Regions from separate parts of the Homo sapiens genome. Here regions 1, 2 and 4 are each linked to region 3. Evidence: chromatin loops called from intact Hi-C (ENCODE). Cell type or tissue: dorsolateral prefrontal cortex. All regions are shown on one strand. Region 1 overlaps TPH2 (tryptophan hydroxylase 2). Region 2 overlaps TRHDE (thyrotropin releasing hormone degrading enzyme). Region 3 holds the start of TRHDE (thyrotropin releasing hormone degrading enzyme). Region 4 has its middle 140 kb from the start of TRHDE.

The links. Hi-C counts contacts between places; a loop is a spot of excess contacts. Peaks named below come from ENCODE experiments on the same cell type or tissue, not always from the same donor. Only the 100,000 strongest peaks of a DNase experiment are listed, where the experiment ranks them.
Region 1: it touches region 3 in a loop (4-fold over the local background); 23 of 110 quality-filtered maps call a loop at or near these places.
Region 2: it touches region 3 in a loop (2.8-fold over the local background); 4 of 110 quality-filtered maps call a loop at or near these places.
Region 4: it touches region 3 in a loop (2.6-fold over the local background); 5 of 110 quality-filtered maps call a loop at or near these places.

What each region holds. Positions count from the first base shown.
Region 1 is chr12:72,014,878-72,019,877 of GRCh38, forward strand. The region is part of intron 8 of TPH2 (tryptophan hydroxylase 2); the gene reads left to right. Among named protein-coding and RNA genes, the nearest start is that of TPH2, 79 kb to the left of the region's middle. RefSeq lists an enhancer at 2,232-2,526 and a silencer at 2,292-2,461. In dorsolateral prefrontal cortex, CTCF peaks have their summits at 2,386 (motif pointing right) and 2,614; a DNase peak (open chromatin) is centred at 2,394.
Region 2 is chr12:72,340,372-72,345,371 of GRCh38, forward strand. The region is part of intron 2 of TRHDE (thyrotropin releasing hormone degrading enzyme); the gene reads left to right. Among named protein-coding and RNA genes, the nearest start is that of TRHDE-AS1, 69 kb to the left of the region's middle. In dorsolateral prefrontal cortex, no CTCF peak of the experiment used is centred here; no DNase peak of the experiment used is centred here.
Region 3 is chr12:72,269,623-72,274,622 of GRCh38, forward strand. TRHDE (thyrotropin releasing hormone degrading enzyme) reads left to right here and starts at 2,748. Exons shown (of 19, transcript NM_013381.3): 1 at 2,748-3,935. The coding sequence starts at 3,022. It overlaps TRHDE-AS1 (TRHDE antisense RNA 1), which reads right to left and starts at 3,887. Exons shown (of 2, transcript NR_026837.1): 1 at 2,201-3,887. In dorsolateral prefrontal cortex, no CTCF peak of the experiment used is centred here; DNase peaks (open chromatin) are centred at 1,999, 2,329, 2,769 and 3,499; H3K4me3 peaks cover 5,000 bases; H3K27ac peaks cover 3,889 bases; H3K27me3 peaks cover 1,508 bases.
Region 4 is chr12:72,131,263-72,136,262 of GRCh38, forward strand. It overlaps a transcript of TRHDE not described here. Among named protein-coding and RNA genes, the nearest start is that of TRHDE, 140 kb to the right of the region's middle. In dorsolateral prefrontal cortex, no CTCF peak of the experiment used is centred here; a DNase peak (open chromatin) is centred at 2,539; H3K27ac peaks cover 4,003 bases.

The sequences.
Region 1 (5,000 bases), 250 kb before region 3:
AGAGGCAGTGGGACCTCCATAGTTTAAGCAATGCAGCCTCTGTTTTCACTTTTGGTTCCCAACGTTGATTTTTATTGCCTTAAAACCTCTATTCCAAAGCTTTTTGTTTAGCTATGAAGCCTCATTCTTATTTCAGTACTATTGTCATTTGCAATTTAATCAAGATTAAGGAATCTTGGCTAAAGGTGGGAAAACACTTGCTGCTTGTAAACTGACATTTTGATATAGCAAAATTCCAACTCTAGTAGCTAGGGTAGGTGGTAAAGGGGTAAGTGGGAGCAGACCTTGAGGGGCCTTTACCTTTCAACAACTTTGTAAGTGTATACATTGACATACTAGTTGTCTTCTCAAAAACTAGATGGAAAAATGTTAGTAAAAACACTGTGAAAGGAAGGCTGTGAGCCACAGAGCCCTTTTATGTGGTTTTTTTTTTGGTTGTTTTTTTTTTTTTTTTTTTTTTGAGATGGAGTCTCACTCTGTCACCCAGGCTGGAGTGCAGTGGTGCGATCTTGGTTCACTGCAAGCTCTGCCTTCCGGGTTCACGCCATTCTCCTGTCTCAGCCTCCTCAGTAGCTGGGACTACAGGTGCCCACCACCACGCCCAGCTAATTTTTTGTATTTTTAGTAGAGACGGGGTTTCACCGTGTTAGCCAGGATGGTCTCGATCTCCTGACCTCGTGATCCACCCGCGTCGGTCTCCCAAAGTGCTGGGATTACAGACGTGAGCCACCGCGCCCGGCTTTATGTGTTTTTATCTGCACTTAACCAAAGCTACAGCCGCTGATGTTAGAACATCTTTGAGTGACAGTCTTCTTTTCTGAGATTTATCTTTTTGTTATGACTTGGGCCCCTAACAGCACAGATGCTTGCTAGACTTGCATCTGAAAGGACCCTGGAATTCCCAGCTTTATAGACATTGAGCCTTTATTTGCTAGATCATGAAGAAGTGGCAGTGGTGGGGAGGGTGCGGGGGATGAAACCTAGAAAGAGATGGGGCAGTGTCAGTGGCTGGGGTCATGGGGAGCATAAGGTGATAGCTACTTACACTCATCCTGGAAATATTTCAGTATTTCAACAACAGGAATGGCTGTGCCAGTGTGACTGACTGATAGTGGCCTTGTATCCATAAGTGCAGTTACTGATAAGAAAAGAATGCTGGATTTGTAGATGGGAAACTTGTGCATGATTCCTAGCTCTGGCAACCACTAGTTTTGGAACCGGGCAAACCACTTGAACTTTGAGTCTCAGTATTCCCATCTATAAAATGGAAATAATAAGTGCTCTATCTACTTCACAATGGGCAGTAAGATAACATATGTGAGAACACTTTATTAAATGAGGAAGCCTTCTTCTGGTTGAGTTTTCCTATTATTTTCATATTTCTATATAATTGATGAATTATACAGTTCTTTAGTGATAACGTCAATATGGAGCGTTTATTTACTCAAACACCAAATATTGTATTGATGAACTTTTTGGGTTGGGCTGCTTTTTGGACATATTTTTCTTGTTCCCCTTCTAAGTGAGGGTGTGGGTTTGGAAGCTACGTAACTAAGCTTTGTTAGAACTGTGTACAAGATAAAGATAACTAGGGTCTGAGGACCTGAGGGAGTATCTTATAAGTGAAGTACACCCAATTTAGCCTATAACTTTTTGTTATGTTTGGCACATCTCAAACCAATCTCAAATCCATCTTAAAAGGGCCCTTTTAAGTTCTCTTTGATAACTTCTTGCTTCCTGCCTATGTGCTAGATATATAGTTAATGGAATTCTAGATGTGGAATGATGTATGTGATTATTTTAAAATATATGCTACCAATATGCAAGATCAAATTTTTAGGGAAGGCGATAGGGAAAATATATCACTCAGTCACTTCCTCACTTGCTTACTCAGGAATTTATTTCTTAAATGATGTGTGTAAGCCAATATCCTGGAGGAAGTGAAAGAAGTAGGCAACTCGGGCTTCCTCCTAGAAGTTTATATGTATCATTTTAATCTAATTTATGAACATTCAAGGACCCTCAGGAAGAGGCTATGTAATTATTTCAAGGAGGGATGCAGAGGGAGTGAGAGGAGGGAGGCAAAAGGGCCCTTCAGTAGGGAAATGGGAATAGTAAATTTCTTTCCCATCAAGTGTTCTTTGACAAAGTCATACATCTCTTTAATTGTGACCTTAGCAAGAACTTCAGGTGCCTAATGCCAAACATAAGAAGGGTTTTGCATAGAGTGCTTTTATAAATCACCAGGTGGCACCATTACATATTTTATTGGTGTGATTCTGTGTCTGTGGACTTGGTCCCTTCAAGCTTTTGCCACTGCCCATTTGGCTAGGCCCGAACTGCTGCGAGAATGGTGTACTACCAGTAGTGATCTGAAGATGGCAGCATTGGGCGACCTATCTCATTTTCCTAAGCACACTCACTGCAGCTCGGGTCGACAGCGTGTTTGGATTTCAGATTGTCACTCAGACTTTCTTCTGCTTAATGACTGCATGTATGTAAATGCCTCTGCTATTCTTCCATAAAAGAGGTCTGAGCTATCATTTCTGTTTTGGTTTTTAATGATTATATGTAATTATATCCAAATAAAATATTTATAAATAATTACATGTCATTAATAGTATGTAAAATTTGGAATTCATGAACACCAGCTTTGATGAAAGATACCCTTCAATTTGGGAGGTGTTAGTCTTAGTATTATTATTTGTTTCTGTTTAAAAGACATTAGTGGCCAAGAATCTGCAATTTTCTTTTACAGGTGTTCTTACAAGTCTCAGCATATTTTTATTTTTTTGTTTTCTTGATAATAGGTAGGATTATTCATTTGGTAAATCTCTAGGGAATATATTATAGATCCACATCTGGAGAATTATCTGAGGAAACCAAATTATATTTTCTTAAACGTTCATGAAGCAATTAGTTATCCTCAACTTCTGAAGGGTCTTCAAGGGGTCATCGAGTGCAACTCTAAGTAGGCTTTGCATTTAAAACCAGACTGTAGCAATCAATGTGTGGTTGCCCTCTCCTCTTGATTAGTGATCATGCCCTATGCATTCTGAGGTCTTCACCAGTATTGAAAACAGAAAGAGAAAAATTATCCTGAGCAAGTTTGTGATTCAAATTTTGCTAATAACTTAATTTCAGATGCAACTTACCATTTCTCTTTATCTCTTAACAACACATGGAGCTGCAAATAGAAAACTGTCTCAGACTAAAAGGTCTAATTCTCTAAACAGAATGGGCTGTAGAAACAGCATTTAGGGACCTTCCTTGGTTGAGGACAGCAGGAAACCAAAGGGAAAGGTAGATAGGGAATGAGCAGATGGCACTATGTAAGGCCAGAGTTTCTGGAAGGACTCCCAGATGAGGTCTGGGGCCAGAGAGCATTCTAAGTGATGGGAAGGAAGAGCACAGGGGCTCTTTTCCTCTGAGGTTGCTCTGATTCTAGAAGCACATTAACCAAAGACACACTGGGTGAGAGATTTATCTTTGAATCTTTAGTTGTATTGATGCAGACCTACCTTTTAATTCCTACCTTAAACTAGGATGGTTTGCCAAATCTATGTGAAGACTGTGTCTATGGCACACCAGATTTTTTCAGAGGCTCTCTTAGCGTGTTTTGGTTCAGATCATAAATGTGACCATGAATTATGTATGCATTGATTCAGCATAAAAAAATTAAACATGTGCTTAATAGGCTGACCCAAACGCTCCTGTAGCTGGCTCTGAACGTGTATTTTGGATGCTTTTGAATTTGATAGCACATTTTTTCCACGAGCTCTTCTATATTCAATGTTAAGGCTCCAAGGATTTCGTGTCAGGTGTTGTAAGTGCAATATAAATTAGGAAAATCAGCCAAAGGCACACTAAGAAGATACTGTGACATTCTAGTTTTCCTCCATTTTAGACTTTTATTTCTCCATTATTTGGTTGTGAAGGAAAATTATGCATCTATTAATTTTTTATCTAGAAACTTTAAAATGTGACAGATGTTGATGTCAAGCTCCTTAAAATCCTGAGCTCTAGATCTCTTAAATGTCACCATCTAGACTGCTCCTGGGTAAATCACTTCATCTTCCTCAACTTGAATTTTCCTTTTGGTAAAATAGGAGAGCTGAACATCCCAGATACTTCCAAGCCTTTGTGCTTTATTCTATGACTGTATGATTACTTCCCTTCATTGCACCCAGAATTATGCAAATTTTTTAGAGGATATACTTGGAGGCTGTATTTTAGCTTTTCAACATGTATTTACATTATTTATCTTGGTTCTTCTCCTAAGGGCTCTGCGATATTTACTTCTCCCAACCCCCTGCCATCCCTAGCCCAAGTCATACTCGTGTTCACTCACTACTCTTGTGTGCCACTGCCATCTAGCTGGTCTGTTTCCACTCACTTTTGCTCCCCTACAATCTATTTTCCATGCAGTACCTCCATGACCTTTTGAAAGCTAAGTTAGTACATATCTTTCTCCTGCCTAAAACCCTCCAGCAACTTCCCATTGCTCTTGGAAATAAAAATCTATTCCTGCCTCAGGGTCTTTGCACTTGCTGTCCCCCCTTCTAGGAACATCATTTTCTCTATATCCTTGCACAGCTGCCTTTTTAATTTCTTAATGAAAAGCTGCTTTTAAAGCTGTTTGCAGCTTAAACAATACCCCTTCACTGAAGCTGTCTCTGACCCTTTTTCTAAAATAGTCACATTCCCTGCTTAATATTTGACATATTATATGGTTTTGTTATACATAGAATGTATTCCACCTGACATTATCTGGCTATTGATTTTAGTTTTTGTTATTGCCTGTCTCATCCCAGTAGCATATATGCTTCATGGGATCACAGGCTTTGTTGCCTTGTTCATTGCATATCCTTAGCATCTAGGGCAGAGTCTGGCATGTAATAGTTGCTCAAGAAGTATTTGTAGAATAGGTGAATGAATGAGTGGATGGATGTCACAGAATAGATGAATGAATGGATGGATCGATGTCACAGGCAGGAAAA
Region 2 (5,000 bases), 71 kb after region 3:
TATTTCTGTCTAGCACACATTTCACTTTTTTCCAGTATTACCACATTGAGTTTGCTATGAGGAACTGTTTTAGTTCAGATTAGATTTAGCTGCATATAATGGAAACCCCACAAATAACAGTGGCTTATACTAGAAATGTGCCTACTTCTCTCTTACATAAAAGGAGTATAGAGGTAGTCAGTCTGATGCTGCTGTAGTGCTTCATGGTGTTAGGGACTCAACTTCACTCTATGCTGTTGTCCTGCCGTGGGTGGCTTACAGTCTCAAAGCCACTTGATGTCCAAGATGGGTGCTAGACCCATCTACTCCTGCATTCCAAGCAGCAGGAAAGAGGAAAGGGAGAAAAAGGCTTGCCCTCATCTTTAAGGATACTTCCCAGAGTTGTACACAGTAGCCCCCTCATATGTTCCATTGGCCAGAACATGGTCACACGGTGTAGAATGGTAAAATTGTAAGCTTTATTATAAAGGACTACATATGAAGTTAAAAATAGGATGAAAAGACAGAATATTGTGAATAATTAGCAGTCTCTGCCACAGAAGCTATCACCTCCCACTGGGTACAATCTTGTTAGATACGGGAGTGGGCAGTGACTTTAACCCAGCTAAGCCATGGTATTTGCCCATTTCTTCCATTTGTTTATGGTATATGAGCTGAGTGACCCACAGCTGACATGGAGGGTGTTCCTAAAGGACCATCCATGTGTTTCTAAAACTTGGAACCTCTTTTTTCTCATTCTATTCTATCAGGCTTTCCTTCAGTTTTTTTTTTTTTAATTATACTCTAAGTTCTAGGGTACATGTGCAAAATGTGCAGATCTGATACATAGGTATACACGTGCCATGTTGGTTTGCTGCACCCATCAGCTCATCATTTACATTAGGTATTTCTCCTAATGCTATCCGTCCCCCAGCCCCCAACCCCCTGATGTTCCCCGCCCTGTGTCCAAGTGATCTCATTGTTCAATTCCCACCTAGGAGTGAGAACATGTGGTGGTTGGTTTTCTGTCCTTGTGATAGTTTGCTGAGAATGATGGTTTCCAGCTTCAGTTTTGTGAATCACCCCATATTTCTTCTTAAGTCTGATTTTGTTTCTGTTATTTGCAAATAATTTTCTAACTGGCATATCATATTATTCAAATTAAAGGATTCATTGTTATTCCATAGATGAAAGAGTGCATTGATGGTTTTTAAGCAGATAGTGTTGTTATCAGATGTTTGCTTTGGAAATTTTTTTGAAAACTTGAAAATTGGATGAATTGAAAGGAGTTAAGATTAGAAGCAGAGAGAGTTCTAAAATTAGTGCATTAATGTAGATGAGAAGTGGTGATGGGTAGAGCTTAGCAATAGCAACGACAGAGTCAAAGGGCAGTATTTGAAAGATATTTGGGAAGTAGAATCAACAGAAATTAAAACATGTATCTGCGGACAAATGTATTTGTCGAAGATGAATCTGGTGTTTATAAAGACAGTTCTAAAAGTCTTCTAAAAGTAACTTCTTCAAAATCCTGAGCTGTTAAGTTACAAGAATATTCAGAAGGAATGTTTGAAAATGATTTTGGAAGAACTAGTCTACAGAAATGACAAGCCACAAAACAGCAGGAAATAAGTCAGTATTAGGAAGGATTGAAATACACAATTCAAAATCATTGCTCAGGATACAAATATGAGTAAAAAAAAAAGACTTTAAAAACTCCCAAATTTCTGTGGAGTGATTTGAAACAAAATTGGAGCTCAATTAGAGAAAGAATTGCCCATATTTGTTACTTCTCTTTCAAATTGTGTTTTACTGTTATATTTTGATTCTATTCACTCATTTTTATCATTACACAATAACCTACTTTAAAGAAAATCATGGTTATAACCTTTTTGCTAGATTGGCAAATACTTGAGCAATGTGGTTTAAGTGAAAATAAGTTAAATCTGCCATACTAAGAATTTGTTTTAGTTCTCGTCTAATCATTTCTTTTTAAATGTGTACTCCAAACTAATTTTCAGTATCTTGAACTCTTAGAAAACAGAATGGGTTTTCAAGAAGAGGGAGATTCCTGGTATTTGCTAAAAATTTGAGACATATCTCTCCCTAAATAGTCTTTTTGAATATACTCTTCCTGTTTCCTAAAGAAAGAAATAATGAAGAGAATATGGTTAGTATAGGCGATTGAGATGTGGAATTGGGTGAATTAATCTTTTTTATTTTCATTAACTAGTGAGGTAAGCAATGAATAAAGAGAAAAACATTGGAGTATAATTTATATATTTTATAAGTAGATTTAACTAGTATCTTTGAGGAAGAGCTATTTTTATTGTCTTAATATTAGAGGAAGATGAAGTTGTACATATAGGAATTAGAACACATTCATTGATTTTCTTTCTTCACTATAATGTTGTGTAATATAGTTTTATAGACAGGAACCTTGGATGGAGCATTTTTTTTCCCTTTCATCTTTTTGGAACTCAGCCATTGTAGCAACTAAGCTTTGAGATATTATTTAGTTTTCATGATAACGCTAATAATTAATAGCCAGTGTACAGCATTTATTATGTGGCAGGCACTGTTGTGCGTGCTTTACACATGTAATAATTCTAACGTCCTATGAGGTGGGTCCTGTTACTACCTCCATCGTGTAACTAAGCAAACTGAGGAATGAAGAGGTTATATAACTTGCACAAGGCTACATAACTAACTTTCAGAACCAGGATTCTAAGCCAGGCAGTCAGACTTCAGCCTATGGTCTTAATCACGCTGCTTTATAGATAGCATATATTGATGATGTCGACTTGAATCACCCAAAGAAGAAAACAGAGAAAGTCACTTCTCAATATGAGTACAATTGTCCCTCAGGATATGTGGGATATTGGGTATTGGTGCCAGGGAACACCCCCCACCCCGCCCCTGTGCATACTCAACTCCACACATACTCAAGTCCTCGCAGTTGACCTGTGCTATCTGAATATACAAAACAGTCGGCCGTTTATATATGCAAATTTTGCATCCTGTGAATGCTATATTTTCAATTCACATTTGATTGAAAAAAATATGCCTATGAATGGACTTGTATAGTTCAAACACCTGTTCAAGGGTCAACTGTGTTGAGTTGCAAAGTTAAATATCATTAAGATTTGCATGATTCTTACTATAGTCCATAACACTCCACATTTTCTTGTCCTAAGCCAGGTGTAAATGTCAACCTATTAAGTGTCACTTTAAGTTCAATTTTATGTGTTCTCTCCTGTTTATTATGCCAATTGTTTATGTTTTCAGTGTTATTTGTTTTAAATCATTCATAACTGATGATGAGTATTCTTCTCAATGGATATACTTTCTTATATGATTTTTGAAGTGAAAAAAAGAATTGACTGTAGATAGAGTAATGTGAAACTTAAAAGATATAAAGGAAGGGTTGAACTTCCTAAAATGAACTTCTACTTCATTGGTTCTACAGTGAGAGATCCCTTCTCAGGGCTGGGGAACCTCTTGCTGGTTGGTGTCCTGAAATATATCATTTCTATCACATTGTTCACTGAAAACTTACCTTGCTATTGTTATTCTTGTCTGTCTAAACCAGTTTTATGGTAGTTATATTTAATCTCCTTTATCTATATTTATTACATTTCTTATATATATATATTATTTTTCACTGGACTCATTTGCTTTTCAGGACAAGATTTCATGAACATACAGCCAGATTAAAGATGAGCTACATCTTTATTAATATTTCAATAATCACTGTATTGGAATTTATAGAAAGTTAAATACTGACCCAAAATATATTATGGCTTTTGTAGGAGTAGATGAAGAACTGTTATTTGAGTCTTATGATACAGAAATAAACTTGTAAAGCCTCAGTTTCCACATTTCTGAAATGGGCATAATTATTGTAATATTTCTCTCATAGAGGTAAAGTGTACAAGGATTAAAATGAGATAATCTGTATAAAGCATCAAGCACAATGCCTAGCAAGTACGTGCTTAATAAAGGTTGCTGCTATAATTATCACATATCTTTTAATTTTTACAAAAAAGGTTTATTAATCCTCATTTGCTGCTGAGGAAGTTAAAGCCTGAGGGCCTTAAATGTGTTGCCTAATGCCACATAGCTAATAGATAATGGACCAAGATTGGAATCCATAAAATTAATTTATTCATTATTTTAAACTGCTGAGTCCTACCGTGTGCCATGTCCTGGTTTGGGTTCCAGTGATAGGATGATGCAAGTGGGCTACATGAGCAAGGGTTTGGCAAGAACAATTGTGCAGAGAATTCCAATAGTCTGGTGTGCTGTTGGTGTGCAAAAGAAAATACAATTAGAGAGAGTGGTATGGGTCCTGGATTGCCCCTAATACATGCAGAAGTGGAGGCCACTCCCAAGCCTCCACCCCTGAGCTTTGACCTGCTGCCAACCCTCTTGTCTTCCTGCTCCTGCCTGGTCAAGCATCATGAGGAACACTCTTCTTATGGATGAACACCCCTGGCTGCACATCTGTCCCCTAGGGGCACACACTACAGGTAGCATGGTCCACACTTGAGAGGAAGGATTAAAAAAAGAGGTTCATGTTGGCCTTGGAAATGGACTCTGGGCCTACTGTGTGCTGGTATGTTTAACAACTAGCTCTCTGATTATAATTCCTACGTGGTTGACATATGGCACAGTGGTTGATATGTTTATTTATGTTGATGAGCAAGTGAAAGTGAAACAAGCAAATAGAACTTCGCTTGTTAATTAATGAGGAGTGCAACTATTACGCTAAATTGTGTAATAGTTTTTAAATACTGGAGGAATGTTTTCTCATTTTTTGTATTAATACATACATGTAAAAGCTACAGACATGACACATTTTAAAGATTAATTGGTTTTATTAATATTTTCTCCATCACTTTCTTCTGCCTAGACAATGAAGAAAAAATAAATCCAGCCCTGACTTACAGTATTTGCTGATTTATATGGTGTATATACTCACACTAAAGCCAATTTCCAGTTACTAACATGATGTCATTGAA
Region 3 (5,000 bases):
TGAAGAGAACTGGGTTAAAGGGTACAAACACACAGCAAGACAGAAGGAATCTGGCTGTTCACTGTTTGAGAGCACAGTAGGGTGACTATACCTTGCAAAAATGTATTGTACTCAGGTGATGGACACCTTAAATACCCTGATTTTGATCACTACATATTATGTGCATGTAACAAAATTTCTCATGTATCCCACAAATTTGTACACATTTTTAAAAAAAGACAAACAGAAAAAGCCTTCTTTGAATCTTTTCTTGACTAATGTTTTAGAAAGAGAAAGTCTTAAAGATCCCTTAGTGGGTAACCTCTTCCTTTAGGCAGTGGGTCTTAGACTCCCCGGGATGATTCCAGAAGCCTCTGATAATCAAATGTACTCAATCCATGGATATTGGATCAGTAATACTAAATTACCAGTTTAAAACCCTAAAGTCAGAGAAGTCTGGTGACCTGCTGAGGATCGCAGGGCTCCTCTTACTTGCTTGCACTATAGTTCCTGATTCTGTGAAAACAAACCAATGAACCCCAACTCCTCAACTCTTAAAATGCATACAGCCAGATACATATGGACAGCAAGAGTACAGACATTTAAAAACAGAGCAGAAAAAAGTAACTTGAACAGAATGTGGCATTTCCCTTGGTCTGTTGCTAACGGCCCACATACAACATGCTTAAAAAATCCCACCCTGGCACTTATTTTCATCATCATTTAAAAATGATTCAAATGGACATTTAGAATGCATGGCATTGAGCATGTATCCCATCTGGGGATAAATGAAAAAGGGCTTCCTCGAGCAGGGCTGTGTTTTTAGTGGTTATCAAGCTAAGGTTAATGTGTAATTGGTCTCTTCTCTTTGGTCATGCTTTTAAAGCCAAACACAATATTTTAATTGTCTATTTTCAGTACTCCAAAGCCAGAAGCATTAACCAGTTCTTTTTGTAAGAAAATAGCTATGGACATGATTTGTAAAATGCCTTCAAGATTTGAAGACATGAAAGAAACATGTAAAAAGGAATTACCTAATTTTCTATTATTCACTTTTTTAATTAACCCAGAAGCCAATCACACTTTGTTTTACTAAACACTGGAGACTCCTGCTTCCTAGATGTCACCTTTGGGGTGGCTGTTTTCTGAATATTGTTCCAATTAGAGTTCTTCGCACAAATTCTGAAGGTTGGATATCCCACATACTTATACATACTCTGCAGTATAATTTTAAACTCCAATATACTCAGACAAGAGTCCATAACCAGCCAATGGGCTATGAACCTATTTTGATGCTGCCTGCTGTCAGCAAACTGGTCTATTGATAACTATCCTAACAAAGTTAAAACAATGTTCATGGTAACACTGGAAAGCTGCAAGAAAGTAATTATGGCTAGGTGAAATGAAAAACTGACCAATCATGGAATGTATTCGTTCACCGTTCTAATAAGCCCAGCTTTTCTCAGTCTCAGGGTTTTGGTCCTGAATGTTACACTGTAGACATTGTGTGTTAATCGTTTCTCCAATCTAAAGATGGGAATTATCCTATGGGGAAAACATCACCTTGCTTTGGCCTTTACTTCCGGAGGATTTTAATGCTTCATTGCTAACATTATTTTAGTACTGCACACCTGGACACATCGCACAGTATAATGTAATATATGTAGTCAGGTTTTGGAGAATTTATTTCAATTTACATACAATCCTCCAAATCCTCTGGCGAGCTTGATGTGAAATCTGACACAGCCACATCTCCCTAGCAGGATCTTCTTTTGCTCTCTATGTTAATAGCCAAAGGCTCCAAGGATCTCTCCCTGGAGCGCGGTGGGGCTAAGGAGTCAGGAAGAGGGGTGACTGCGGGGCTTGTTGCGCTGAAGATTTACAATGTACTTCTTGCAGGCGGCTCAGCAACCCCCTCTGTGGCTGTGGGTGTCTGGTGTGACAGAGCGGAGAAAAGCTCTCTAATCTCCCAGTGCCTGCCTCTGCCGCTCAGTCGCTCCCCTCCCTCCCGCCTTTCCTGCCTCCTCGCGCGCTCCCTCTCCTTTGCCTTTCTCTGGGAGTTTCAGTCCCTCAATGCAGCTGGAGTAGCCCTGGCAATCTAAACCCGAAGCCTGTGTATATACACACACGCACACACGCGCACACACATGCACACGCGCTCGGACATACGCACTTCGGCTCTCCCCCTTGGGATATGGAGCAAACCCAGAGCTTCATCTACCTGAAGGGGATGGCCCGGCCGGACACTTCTTTCTCACTTGTCATCTCCGGAGGGCAGAGCAAGACTGGAATGAGGGAGTCTCGCTGTCGGGTCTGCAACCTCCTGCCGTTTGCCGCCACCGCCGCTTAAAGTGCCCAGGGTGGAGAAGGCTTTTCCAGGACGGATCTCCGTCGTAGCTTCGCGGCCCTGGGACTTCCTCCTGCTGGTTCACTCTAGTCTCTCCCACCTCGGCCATCCTTTTCTCTCCAGCTGCAGGGTGTATGGCTCGGGTGCCTCCCGTGCTGTGGCCGCCGTCACTGCTGCTGCGAGCACATTCCACCCAGAGGACCGAACGCCGCCGCTGGAGTGGGGGGAGAAAGCGAAAGCCCTAACTTCCCTCTCTACACCCTCGCTCTTCCCACCGCTCCCGTCCTTCTCCCTAGCCGAGAACCGGTTGGAAGGCTCCCGCGGAAAGCGAGGCGAGAGCGCGGCGCAGGGGAGGGAGAGCCGGGAGCCGCAGGCGCGCAGGGGCGGGGGCAGCATGTGCCCCGCCGCCGGGTGCTCGTCCGAGAAGTAGCGCGCGCTGGGCAAGCAAGACGCTTTCCAAGTTGGGCGCGTCCCAGAGCTCACAGCCCGGTGTCCAGAGTGAGGCGGGGCTGATGGGGGTCGCGGAAGCTGCCGTCGCTTGTGTCCAGAACCCGTCTTAAAAGAACCCGGGCCAGCATCCCCAGTCGCGCGCCCTCGGCCCGCGTGAGCTCTCCGATGCCTGCTCTGGCTGTGGCCCGGGTGGCCCGCCCGCGGGGGGTGCCAGAGGGGGCGGGGGAGGAGGAGGAGGCGGTGTGATGGCCCTGGACGGCGAGCTGGGGGAGCAAGAGGAGGAGAAGAAAAAGAAGAAGAAAAAGAAGAGGAAGAAGAAGAAGGAGGAGGAGGAGGAGGAGGAGGGGGCCGAGAAGAGCAGCTCACCCTTCGCAGCCGCGATGGGGGAAGACGACGCCGCGCTTCGGGCTGGCAGCAGGGGGCTCTCCGACCCGTGGGCAGACTCAGTGGGAGTGCGACCCCGCACCACGGAGCGCCACATCGCCGTACACAAGCGGCTTGTGCTGGCCTTCGCTGTGTCCCTCGTGGCATTGCTCGCGGTCACAATGCTCGCTGTGCTGCTCAGCCTGCGCTTCGACGAGTGCGGGGCGAGTGCCACGCCAGGCGCCGACGGTGGCCCCTCAGGCTTTCCGGAGCGCGGCGGCAACGGGAGCCTCCCTGGATCGGCCCGGCGCAACCACCACGCAGGCGGGGACTCCTGGCAGCCCGAGGCGGGTGGGGTGGCCAGTCCGGGGACCACGTCGGCCCAGCCGCCGTCGGAGGAGGAGCGGGAGCCGTGGGAGCCGTGGACGCAGCTGCGCCTGTCGGGCCACCTGAAGCCGCTGCACTACAATCTGATGCTCACCGCCTTCATGGAGAACTTCACCTTCTCCGGGGAGGTCAACGTGGAGATCGCGTGCCGGAACGCCACCCGCTACGTAGTGCTGCACGCTTCCCGAGTGGCGGTGGAGAAAGTGCAGCTGGCCGAGGACCGGGCGTTCGGGGCTGTCCCTGTAGCCGGTTTTTTCCTCTACCCGCAAACCCAGGTCTTAGTGGTGGTGCTGAATAGGACACTGGACGCGCAGAGGAATTACAATCTGAAGATTATCTACAACGCGCTCATCGAGAATGAGCTCCTGGGCTTCTTCCGCAGCTCCTATGTGCTCCACGGGGAGAGAAGGTATGGAGGGAGGCGGTGCCCCGCGCTGCCCCACCCCGGCGCGCGGCTCGAACCTCTGGGCGGCCTGCGACCCCGGGGACCCAGCTGGCTTCCAATACCCGGGAAGCCAGGGGTGGGGGGAAGGAAACGAAAGCGGAGTAGGGCAGTCAGAACTCCGGGGTCTCCCAGATGCCTCGGGGTCTCGCTGCCGCCAACTTCGCAAACTGACTCACCGGTGCCAAAAGATGAATGCTGCCCCCTCCTCTAGTCGGGACCTCTCCTCTTCCTGTCAGAGTTCCTTAGCCATCGAAACGCAGGGCTCTTTTTCTGAAGGGTAGCTGATAATCTGAGCGATGCCAGAGTGACATGAAAAGCTTGCCAAGTTACTGTCGAGGGAAAATACGTGGCGCTGAAGGCCAAGACAACAGCGCATCCAGGTTAGCATGTCAGGGCAGGTCAGGGACACACCGTTCTCCACCCCCACCCACAACATGCCCATCTTCCCTGACTATTAGTCTCCTGCCAGGTGCAGAGCAGAGGATGGGCTTTGGCTGCGTCAAGTTTCCCCAAACTTCAAGTTGAGATTCGGAGTGAAAAGAGTGGTTTCCAGAGATAGGCTGAGAGGACCGGGACGGGGGTGGAGGTTGCCAAGGCCAGAGCCAGCGATAAGTGGCCTCGCGGGCGCTGCCAGCTCTGTGCTAAGGCAGGGCGACTCCGGTTGTTTGTTTATGAGTTGCTGCCTCTGGAGATGATTCCAGTGGCCAAGCGGTGGGAAAGCTAGTTGTCAGTCTCAAATGCCTTGTTAGTGTCTTTGCCGCGTTTTACATTTGTGTAGTTTTGTATTTTTATAAAAAATTTCCGAGAGGCCGTGGAGCTTTTCACCACTTGTTTAGAGCTCAGACCTCATAATCCAATAGAACTGAGTTCGAATCTCTGCTGTTCATCTAACTCTGGTGGAGGTTTGAGGAAGGTAATTAACCTTTTCCTGACATGACTACTTCTAGTGCTTATTGCACGCCCATGTACTCAATCCGACAAGAACCCTATGAGGTAGACGCTATTATCAGCATTCCCTATTTTACAGGT
Region 4 (5,000 bases), 140 kb before region 3:
GGGGTTTCACCGTGTTCTCCAGGATGGTCTCCATCTCCTGACCTTGTGATCCGCCCGCCTCGGCCTCCCAAAGTGCTGGAATTACAGGTGTGAGCCACCGCGCCCGGCCTCTACTTAATGTATTTTAAGTTTACCAAAAATTATATTGTTATTTTCATTTAATTTTTAAATTTATAGCAGTGCTATATATTTTAAATTTGTTAATGAATAGATTTTTTTAAAATTATCCCCTTTTCCCATATATCTTTTGGGAACTTTGTGTTTTCCCTTTATTGATTCACATGAGCTTTCATAAGAGTATTTTTATTTTGATATATTTGCATGAAATGATTGGATTGTTTTCAGTTGTGCTACAGTTAACAAAATGATCCTCAAATATCGGTTATTCAATGGCTGCTGTCTGGCGACAGCTCTTTTGAGATTTGCCAGGCTCTGCTCCATATCATTCTAAAATCCCAGCTCAGGGAGCAGCCCACTCTGGGACATACTTTCTTTGTGTAAAGGATAAAAATCAAGTGAACAGGTGAAAACATAATGACTCTTAAAGCTTCTGCTCTTAACTGGCATTGTTATTCCTGCTCATACATCATTAGCCAAGGCAAGGAGGGGAAGCATGTTCCCCCTACAAGGAGGCAAGGCAAGTCACATGGCAATAGGCAGGGATAGGTCATCCTCTCACTGGGAATGGAGTAACGAATGATCAATGATCAAGGACAATAATACAACCTACTATAGAGCTTATTTGCAGATGACTAATTTTTTAAAAAGAATTTAACTCCTTTTATTCCTACCCTTTAATGATGTAACAATGGAGTAAGAGCGTCTCAGGGGAAGGATATTTTAACAATAAGAATTAACCCTGGAAAGGTATCCTGTTGTAACTTTTGGAGTTTGCAGCCTGCGCTACCTTAAGTTGTTTAATCAAGTGGGGAATGTGGGAAGCCTGCTGGTTTGCCTGCTGGAGACTGTGAGGCTAGCTGGCTGTCTCTAGTAGTACTAGTAGTTAACAGCACTTGAAAAAAAGAGCTGGGGTTTCATAGCCAAAAAAGAGTTTTGAAGGCTGAAGGGTTATACCAGTTTTGAGAAACACTGGCATTCTCATTCTTTCAGGGGGCACTGCTTTGGGAGAACATTCATGCGCCCAACAGGAACCAGATCAGAAAGTCAAGTCAGGGACATTTGGGTATAGGATTAAAAATTAAAAGAGTACAGCCTCAAGATACAAGCAGTCCCCTTTCCAGTCTCCACCTTTTCTGATTAATGAAGTTCTAATGTGAGTGAATCTGACCTCCTTACAATACTCTTGCACTCTCTCTCCAACAACTGAAAAAGCAGTTGTCACATAAAATCAGCCCAACCCTGAGCTCTAAGTTCACACATCAAACCTTGGTGTTTGAGGTGATTGTTTATTTCAATAAGTATTTATGGATGCATTCACATGCCAGCTCTGTGCTGGGTGCTGGGGACACGCAGATGAATAGAACCTGTGCCCTAACAAGCAGACATGAACACAGAGAATTATCTTTCAGGACAGACTGATAGACACTACAAGACAGCCCAGAGCAAGGATGTGAATTCAGCCTGGAGGAGGGTGGGTCAAGTGAAATTTTGTAGAAAAGGGGACCTGCGACCTGGATCTTGATGAGGAGAAGTTTTCCAAGCACAGAGATAGCATGTACACAGGCATGGAGATGGAAAGAGAAGGGACGATAGAAAAGACCTCCATGTGGCCAGAGCAGAGAGGACATGGTGGAGGCAGGGGAAGTGGTGTAAGATGAGTCTGCAGAATCGGTGCCATGATGAAGAATATGAATTTTTATTTTGTGGCCAGTGGGGAGACATTGAAAGCTTTTGTAAGTATACATACAGTACCAAAGCACAGAGATTCATGCTTCAGAAAATAGCTATTGACAATTTAAAGATGAATTAAAGAAATAAGAGTTTGAAAGTTGTGAAACCAGTAGGAAGTTAATGCCATCATCCAGACAAAATTAGTGAGTCCTAGTGAAAGCAGTAACAGTGTAAGTAGAATGGAGGGTAACAGATTCAAGCTGTATTTCAGAGGAGAAATCGACATAGTTTGACAACAATTTGAAAGTGGTGGGTAATACAGGAATCAACAATGGCTGAGATTGCTGTGTCGGGTAGAAGAGGGAGAGATTACAAGAAGAGCAGGTTTGGAAGAGAGGGAGGAGGTGCTGGGGAAGATAATATCACTGTACCAGAAGAAGTCCTATTATAAGATGCCTGGGCTAGAACATTAAGCACCCAACAGTTTTTCAGTATACTATGTATTTTTCCATCTGTTGGTTGAATTTCAAGATGGACTAAAATTACATTAACATCACAGCATTTATGCTGAACTTGTGGGGTAATGACTGATATAGAGGTCCATCACTGGGCCACTAGGTGTCCCTTGTTGCATGCCAAAGGCTGCCCATCTCCTGACCCATACTATAATGAGTGTGCTGGGTTCTCTATGGAATATTTAAGTAACTTACTGTCCTGGTTGCTCCTGGGCTAGGTACACTGCTGGGACTACGAAAGCTGCAGCATCCCTTTTCTGACAACAGCTGCCTCTCCTTTCACCTCCTCCTCAGCTTTTCCCTGGGTGGCTGTTCTATATGCAGAGAGATAGCAAGCACTGGAGATAGGTGATGTTGCTGACTGCAAGGGGAGCAAACTGGTTTCTCTAGGCTTTTGTTTGTGCTGGCAGCTAAAGTTGTTAATTCACTCCTTGCTCTAATTAAAATTAGTTTGCCTGGTCCTGGGTCAAATTTTTCTTAGGAATAAACATTAATATCTTATGATGGAACTGACAGGTTTTCTTAATTGTTACTGGCACAGGCTGATCTCTGGTTTCCTTCTCTCCAGGATTTGGATTAGAAAAGTAACCATAGTTTGAAAATTCAAATCAAGAAACTAATTTCATTGTCCTTGGTCTGTTTTTTTCCCCCTAAGTTCATTTCTGGACACTTTCCAGAAAGAGGGCTGGTCCCTATTAGGCTTCATCCTACAAATAGGGGTGTCCTGACATACCTGCAGAATCGCTCTATTGCCCCGGCTGGAGAAAAAAAAGTTGGAGGCAAGGGATTACAGAAGAAAACGCGGGAAAGGAGCATAAGAAGTAGGATAAGGAAGAATGAGATACATGGAAAAATCCACGCCAGCCCTGTTACTTAGGGATAGAAGCAGATTTATTTTCAGCTTCAGGCCCTCTCAGTTGCATGGTCTCCTTCCAAGTTCCTAAGAGGGGCCCTAGCAATGCATTGCCATCAATATATATTTTTGCAAAACTTTATTTGTATAGTATATTTTTTTTTCTCAAAGAGGGTCTTCAAATTGTATAAGCTGTAGGCTCCACACAACCTGAATTTACTCTTAAAAAGAAGAGAAAGGGAAAAACTCCTAATACGTAGGAGTTCTTTGAACTCCCTTTATGCTATATGTTAACTTTATCTGGCTCACTGACATTCTGCAATTCTAAATGCAGCTATTTTCAAAGTAGGGAAATTTGGGGGCTGGGTGCAGAGGAGGAGGTGGGGGAGTGGGAGACAAATTTCAGCTGGACAATTTGATTGTGTAATTTGCATAATTCCAGATAAACAAATGATGAAAGCAATGACTAATAGCTATTGTGATACTGCCTTAATTATTTCAAGCCAACAAAATGGTAATATGTCATTTGACGCTAGACTCTTTATGTTTGCTCTGTTTTGGATATATGTGTGAGCTTCAAAATTAGTCATCACAATATGCAAAACACTATTAAAAAAAAAAGAAAAAAGAAAAGACAAGGATGTGAGCATGAATGTAAAAATGCATCAGGCTCCAACAGAAAATCAGATGAAAACTGGCAATAAGCCCAGGGCTTGTGGGGTTTTGGACTCTAGCTCAGTCACTCAAAATTGGCACTGAAGTGTCATTTTCCAGAGGCGTAATCGGAATGACCAGGTCTCCATAGCCTCTTCAGCTTTGTCAATTCTCTTCTGTTTATTATTAATTTGTCATGTTGTTTTCAAGCATTTCTACACAATCTTTTTGTTTGAAGTACATTTCCGTTCATTACCAGTTCTGCAGAACCCCCATGAGATATGATATCACCTTTATTGACCTGGTCTTTCCATTGGTGACATGGAGACAGAATGAGATGAAGAAGCCTGCCTTAGGTCTCACATTCAATCAATACATGGGACAAAGCTCAGCAGTGGTTGGTAGCCTTGCTAGCCCTATAACTGTCTACTGGGACAACCTGCTTTCATGGTTTTTCTATAGTGTGTAAACATGTTTTTTTTTTTTTTTAACTACAAGTTATTTTTAAATAAAAGGACTAGGGAAAAATGTATTCTTAGCTGCCTCAAGTCTCTGAAAGGACTCACAAGGGCTATTTACTTGTGATAAAATACAAGTGCCTTGTGTGGATGAGATTGATGAGTAGTGTTCTCTAGACTTACCGCTGAACTCTGAGATTAAGTTTGTTCTGCCTTCATTGAGGATTTTTCTCCCTTTAGAAGCAAGCTGTTGTGCTTCCATCCAGGTCTTGGGCTGAGTTATGCTACTGGGACAGATGTGCTGCCCCTGTGGCATTTATTCTCTATGATTTTTTTTTTTGTGATCAGTACTGACATCACGGTACTGGGCAGCTCAGTAATGGATATCTTGGGGCTCGTTTTTTCCTGGAGACATCTGCTCTTCTACTTTTGCTGCATGGTTTGGTGTTGTTGTAAGTATGCTGTTCATTTGCATCAGCAGGGCTACCAATGCTCATCTTTTATTTGGACCATGAATATGTAGTGAAAGAGTCAGGTTTCAATTAATTTAGATATTTCTAAAATTTCTGAACTGTGGCTGGCTGGGGAAGGGACTATGTCTAGGCTTATTTTCAGTGCAGAATATAAGCAACTCTGTGCTATGAGGCTATATGAACATCTGCAAAATGGGCTCTTGATGGTTTTAAAAAACGTGCACTGTAATGGAACAGAAGCATAACATAACCCATT